Linked DNA regions of Homo sapiens: region 1 is linked to region 2. A link is an interaction called in ENCODE POLR2A ChIA-PET data of the cell type or tissue named here. Cell type or tissue: CD4-positive, alpha-beta T cell. All regions are shown on one strand. Each heading gives the region's core, and the rest is flanking DNA. Links, peaks and the distances in the headings are about the cores only.

Region 1 (2,907 bases), core at 153-2,652, 73 kb after region 2:
TGCTTGCCCTTGTCCAGGGGTTCTCCAGGCTCCCACTTCCCTCTTTACACCTCCTGCACCTTCCCTCTCCTTCCCCATAGTGATCGTGATCACAGCCCCCCATAGTAATCACAGCCGCAGTCTTCAAGACCAGTTTAGTTCAGGCTTCTTCACCCATCTTTGAGAATCCTCTTTAGTCAGTCAGTGTGTAGCCTTCCTCCTTCATGTTCTTCGTGGTCCCTGGACCCTGAGACTTTTGTCTTAATCGCCTTTGGAACTTTAGTGCCTGGCATGGTGCTTGGACATAGTAGACACTTAATAAATGCTTTTGGACTGCACAAAACCAAGGCTGTGTTTGGCCCTGTGAGGGCATGAGGAGCAGCGAAATCAGCAAGAGAGGTGACGAGACAGCTGTCAGCCTCAGGCATTTCTTGCTAAGAGAGGAGGAACTAGCATTTGTGTGGATAAAGAAGAGGCTCCTCTGAGCTTCATGTGCATGGGATGATGAGCAAAGGGTGGCTCCGGAGCTGCTCCACAGAGCGGTGGCTTTCATGGAGTATCCAATTCTGCAGGATCTCTTGGATTTCGGGCTTGCATCTTCAGCCAGAAGGCATCTTCATGAACAGGTGTTTATGAAGTGCCTACCATATGCCAGGCACCCATCTAGAGCCTGTGACTTTGTTGGCGCCCCATTGTGTGATGGACTTGGAAGAACACAGAAGGCCCTGCCTGGGCTGGGACAGTCGCTTTACCCTGAGCTTCCTGGGTTTCTTCCAGCTTCCAGGGGTGTTAATTTCCCGTATAATTACTTTTGGGCAAAACACATTGGTGCTTATGTCTTTTTTTTTTTTTTTTTTTTTGACAGAATCTTGCTCTGTTGCCCAGGCTGGAGTGGTGCAACCTTGGCTCACTACAACCTCCATCTCCCAGGTTCAAGCAATTCTCATGCTTCAGCCTCCTGAATAGCTGGGACCACAGGTGCACGCCACCACACCCGGCTAATTTTTTGTATTTTTTTAGTAGAGACAGGGTTTTACCATGTTGCCCAGAGTGGCCTCGAACTCCTTAGCTCAGGCAATCCACCCATGTCAGCCTCCCAAAGTGCTGGGATTGCAGGTGTGAGCCACCACACCTGGCCAGGTGCTTATGTCTTAAACACTGCCGTTCACATTTCTACCTCTGAGGAGATGGTAGGGGGTGAGGGTAGGACCGGGCTGTCCTCTCAGCCCCATCTATCTGGTAGGTGGATGTAGGTCTTGCTCTGTCAGTCAGAGCTCTGGCAGGAAATGACTGGTACACACAGAGGGTTTAACTGGAGAGGACTATTTACAGATGTGTGGGCATGGTGAGGGAAACCATCTAAGGCTGGTGAGGCTCCCCAGAGCTGACAACAGTGGGAAGCTATTACCTCCCCTCGGCCAGAAGGAAGGAGCCCCAGGGATGGGTAGAAAGGGCCTCGACAACAGCTGTGATGGTGACGAGACACAACCACTGTCAAACTGTGGTGAAGAGGAGGAAGGGGGAATAAATGCTCTCACTTTAACTAAATCCAGCTGGAAGCCCAGAGAGCCCAGCTGATATAGCCAGTGGTCCAGGAAGGGCAGAGAACAGAGTGTGTAGGGGCAAGCTGCACACACCCGCCCCCGGCTGCCTGGGCATTCTAAGGCTTAGCAGGCTCTTCCCCTTCTTCTTCTTCTTCTTCTTCTTCTTCTTTTTTTTTTTTTTTAAAAAAAAGACAGAGTCTCACTTTGTTGCCAGGCTGGAGGGCTATGGTGCCATCTCGGCTCACTGCAACCTCCGACTCCCTGGTTCAAGCAATTCTCCTGCCTCAGCCTCCTGAGTAGCTGGGATTACAAGCACGTGCCACCACGCCCAGCTAATTTTTGTATTTTTAGTAGAGACAGGGTTTCACCATGTCGGCCAGGATGGTCTCAATCTCCTGACCTCACGGTCTGCCCACCTTGGCCTCCCAAAGTGCTGGGATTACAGACGTGAGCCACCACGCCCGGCCTTTTTTCTTTTCTTTCTTCTTCTTTTTTTTTTTTGCTCTTGTTGCCCAGGCTGGAATGCAATGGTGCAATCTTGGCTCACCGCAACCTCTGCCTCCCAGGTTCAAGCGATTCTCCTGACTCAGCCCCCTGAGTAGCTGGGATTACAGGCATGTGCCACCACGCCTGGCTAATTTTTTTTGTTTTTTTAGACGGAGTCTCACTCTGTTGCCCAGGCTGGAGTGCAGTGGCGCCATCTCGGCTCACTGCAAGCTCCGCCTCTGGGGTTCATGACATTCTCCTGCCTTAGCCTCCCGAGTAGCTGGGACTACAGGTGCCCGCCACCACACCCAGCTAATTTTTTGTATTTTTAATAGAGACGGGGTTTCACTGTGTTTGCCAGGATGGTCTCGATCTCCTGACCCCATGATCCACCCGCCTTGGCCTCCCAAAGTGCTGGGATTGCAGGTGTGAGCCACCGTGCCCAGCCTAATTTTGTATTTTTAGTAGAGACAGGATTTCTCCATGTTGGTCAGGCTGGTCTTGAACTCCCCACCTCAGGTGATCCACCCACCTGGGCCTCCCAAAGTGCTAGGATTACAGGCGTGAGCCACCGCACCCAGCCTCTTCCCCTTCTTAGGTGACTCAGGATGTGCCCAGTCCACCAGTGCTCCCTTCTTCACAACACTGTGGCTGTTAGAAAGAAGAAAGTGCCCCGGCCACACCAGCAGGATGGCCACTGGTATTTTGACTGTAGCAAGAATAACAAATTATATTTATTGACAGCATTTTATGTGCATCCTCTCATTAAATCTTTACAACAACCATAGCATGGGTACCCTGATTATCCTTGTCTTCATCCTGTTACTGAGGAAAAATGTGGAGCTGAGAGAGGTTAGCAAGCTACCCAGTTGCTCAGCTAGCCAGAGGTAGAGTTGAG
Region 2 (2,907 bases), core at 244-2,743:
CCAGAGGTCTTGACAGTCTCTTCCTGAGCCAACGGCCAATTGCTTCATGGACTTGGGTGAGCTGATTAACTTCTGTTTTTGTCTTCTCATGGAGAAAGTGGATTTGATCCTTGGTATTCCAGAAAGGTCTCTTGAGTGGCCTGGTGATCTTGACCATCAAACACAAGGAAATACTTATGAATAAATGTCTGCCAGTGTCTTGGACAAAAAATTCTCAATTCTATGCACTAACAGAGAGTGCAGCATGTACATATCCTAGGTACCAAAAATAATTTCTGTTCATCTTAGAAGTTTCTTCTCCAGCCAGTTGGTTAACTTGTCTAATCCTTGGTCAAGTCTAAGGTTAACCAAGCTCTTATTCCCAGGCAGCAGGAGGAGATAGCTTTGGGGAGAAACTGGAGACCAGAAAGCCCAGTGTGGCTTTGCCTGCTTTCTGTGGGTAATTGGGATTTGGCTGAATATTTGTGATAAGGTTCATAATAATGATATAGTATCATTTTTATCACCAGGATTCTCTGTATTTCACTATGGGCATTTTTGGGAGAAGCTCTTGATGTTTTTATTGACTTTGGACATTGCCATGAAAAGTAAGGATTTAGGGCTGGGCGCGGTGGCTCATGCCTGTAATCCCAGCACTTTGGGAGGCCGAGGCAGGCGGATCACCTGAGGTCAGGAGTTCAAGACCAGCCTGGCCAACATGGTGAAACCCCGTCTCTACAAAAATACAAAAATTAGCTGGGCATGATGGTGGGGGTCTGTAATCCCAGTTACTTGGGAGGATGAGGCATGAGAAGTGCTTGAACCTGGGAGGCAGAGGTTGCAGTGAGCCGAGATCATGCCATTGCACTCCAGCCTGGGTGACAGAGCGAGACTCTGTCTCAAAAAAACAAAAACAACAACAACAAAAAAGAAAAGTAAGGATCTAGGCAAGTGGCTTATACCCCAGGCGGTATAAATGGTGCTCATGGTCCTGCTCTAAAGGCGGTTGAATTCAGCTCATTTTATTTCCGACCTCATAAAACTGTGTGGCTGAGGGAGGAGGAAGGATTAAAATCATCTGGGATCTTGTGGATTAATGATATTTCTGAATTTGCATGTTGAAGGGAAACCAGTAAAATAAAGGAGAACTAACGAATAGTTGATTTCTTTTGTGGAGAGAGGAGGACAAGAACAGCTGGATTCCAGTTACTGGCGTGCGTTGCCACAAGGGTGCTGTGGGCATTTTTAAGGAATAATATAGTCTCAGTAACATGAGTTTGACCCCAGGGCTCTCTTAATAAATCTTTTCTTCTGGGCTAAAGAAAACACACAACAAAAAGCCTCTGTGATATTTTCTAAGAATTTTAAGTTCTCAGAGTAGCTGCTTGTAGTAATTTGGTTTACTGAAGAAACAGATGATTCTTGGTCTTTCATCATGGAAGACGATGAGCTGGCATGGGGTAGCATATGCTGAGCTGTTGGGGTTTGGTTTAGCAACATAAACATTTCTTTTTATATGTTTGATAGAGCAGGAAGGGGACAAAGAACCCGTGTGCCTAAATAACAGTGATAACTCTGAGCTCAAAGAACGAGGGTTTTGTTTGTTTGTTTGTTTCTTTGAGACAGCATCTTGCTCTCTCACTCAGGCTGGAGTGCTGTGGCTCAATCTCAGCTCACTGCAGCCTCTGCCTCTCGGGTCCAAGTGATCCTCCTGCCCCAGCCTCCCAGGTAGCTGGGATTACAGGCGTGCACCACCATGCCCAGCTACTTTTAATTTTATTTTAGTAGAGACAGGGTTTCACCATGTTGACCAGGCTGGTCTTGAACTCCTAGCCTCAAGTGATCCGCCCACCTTGGCCTCCCAAAGTGCTGGGATGACAGGCGTGAGGCACCACACCCGGCTGCGGAACGAGGGTTTTTTTAATGCCATAAGCAGCCCTGGTTTCTTTCATACATGCGGCAGCTTCTTATTGAGGACTTACTATTTGCCAGGCACTGTGTTAAAGCTCCAGAAATATATTGATAATTGAAAGAGACATAATCATCTCCCTCTACCCATACCCCTACCCTTACCACTTCACTTACAGTCCAGAGGCAGACATGTAAAGAAATACAGCTTGCCAATTGTGATCAGTGCTCTGATGAAACCACAAGTCCAGTGACTTGGATGGATTTCATTAGAGTAGCCTGGAAAGGCCTCTCTGAGGTTTGGGGGTTGGGGGAGACAGCACATGAAGCAGAGGAGAGCCTGTGCAGAAGGACTTTGGTTTTGGAGAACTCAAAGAGGCACAGGTGGTCAAGGATGAAGGAGGGAGGGCAGCATGAGATGATTGTGCAGGACTCTCTGGGCTTTGAAAAGGTTTACATTTCATTTGAAGTGTAGTGGGAAGCCATTGAAAGTTTGGAGTGGGACTGGGCACGGTGGCTCACACCTGTAATCCTAGCACTTCGGGAGGCCGAAGCGGGTGGATAGCCTGAGGTCAGGAGTTCCAGACCAGCCTGGCCAAAATGGTGAAACACTGTCTTTACTAAAAATACAAAAATTAGGCTGCGTGGTGGCGGATGCCTGTGATCCCAGCTACTTGGGAGGCTGAGGCAGGAGAATCACTTGAGCCCAGGAGGTGAAGGTTGCAGTGAGTGGAGATCGTGCCACTGCACTCCAGCCTGGGTGACAGAGCGAGACTTCATCTCAAAAACAACAACAACAAAACAAACAAACAAAAGAAAGTTTGGAGTGGGAAGCGACAGCCCCTAATTCACGTTTTAAGAAGATTGCATTGGTGGAGAAGAGAGCAGAGAAAGGCAGAGCACAGTAAAGAGGCAGGTGGAGGAGGAGGCGAAGGAGGTGCATGGAGAGGAGTGGGTGGGTGTGAGATGCTCATTAGGAGTAGAATGGGCAGGGCTGCTGTGGGGTGGGGAGAAGCATCT

Evidence for each region. ChIA-PET counts read pairs that join two places held together with the same protein. Peaks named below come from ENCODE experiments on the same cell type or tissue, not always from the same donor. Only the 100,000 strongest peaks of a DNase experiment are listed, where the experiment ranks them.
Region 1: POLR2A ChIA-PET joins it to region 2 with 6 read pairs; 21 of 35 experiments call an interaction of 5 or more read pairs at or near these places.

The regions. Positions count from the first base shown.
Region 1 is chr6:42,372,936-42,375,842 of GRCh38, reverse strand. All of the region lies in intron 2 of TRERF1 (transcriptional regulating factor 1), which reads left to right. Among named protein-coding and RNA genes, the nearest start is that of TRERF1, 78 kb to the left of the region's middle. In CD4-positive, alpha-beta T cell, for the core only: no CTCF peak of the experiment used is centred there; a DNase peak (open chromatin) is centred at 1,305; H3K27ac peaks cover 737 bases.
Region 2 is chr6:42,445,696-42,448,602 of GRCh38, reverse strand. All of the region lies in intron 2 of TRERF1 (transcriptional regulating factor 1), which reads left to right. Among named protein-coding and RNA genes, the nearest start is that of TRERF1, 4.8 kb to the left of the region's middle. In CD4-positive, alpha-beta T cell, for the core only: no CTCF peak of the experiment used is centred there; no DNase peak of the experiment used is centred there.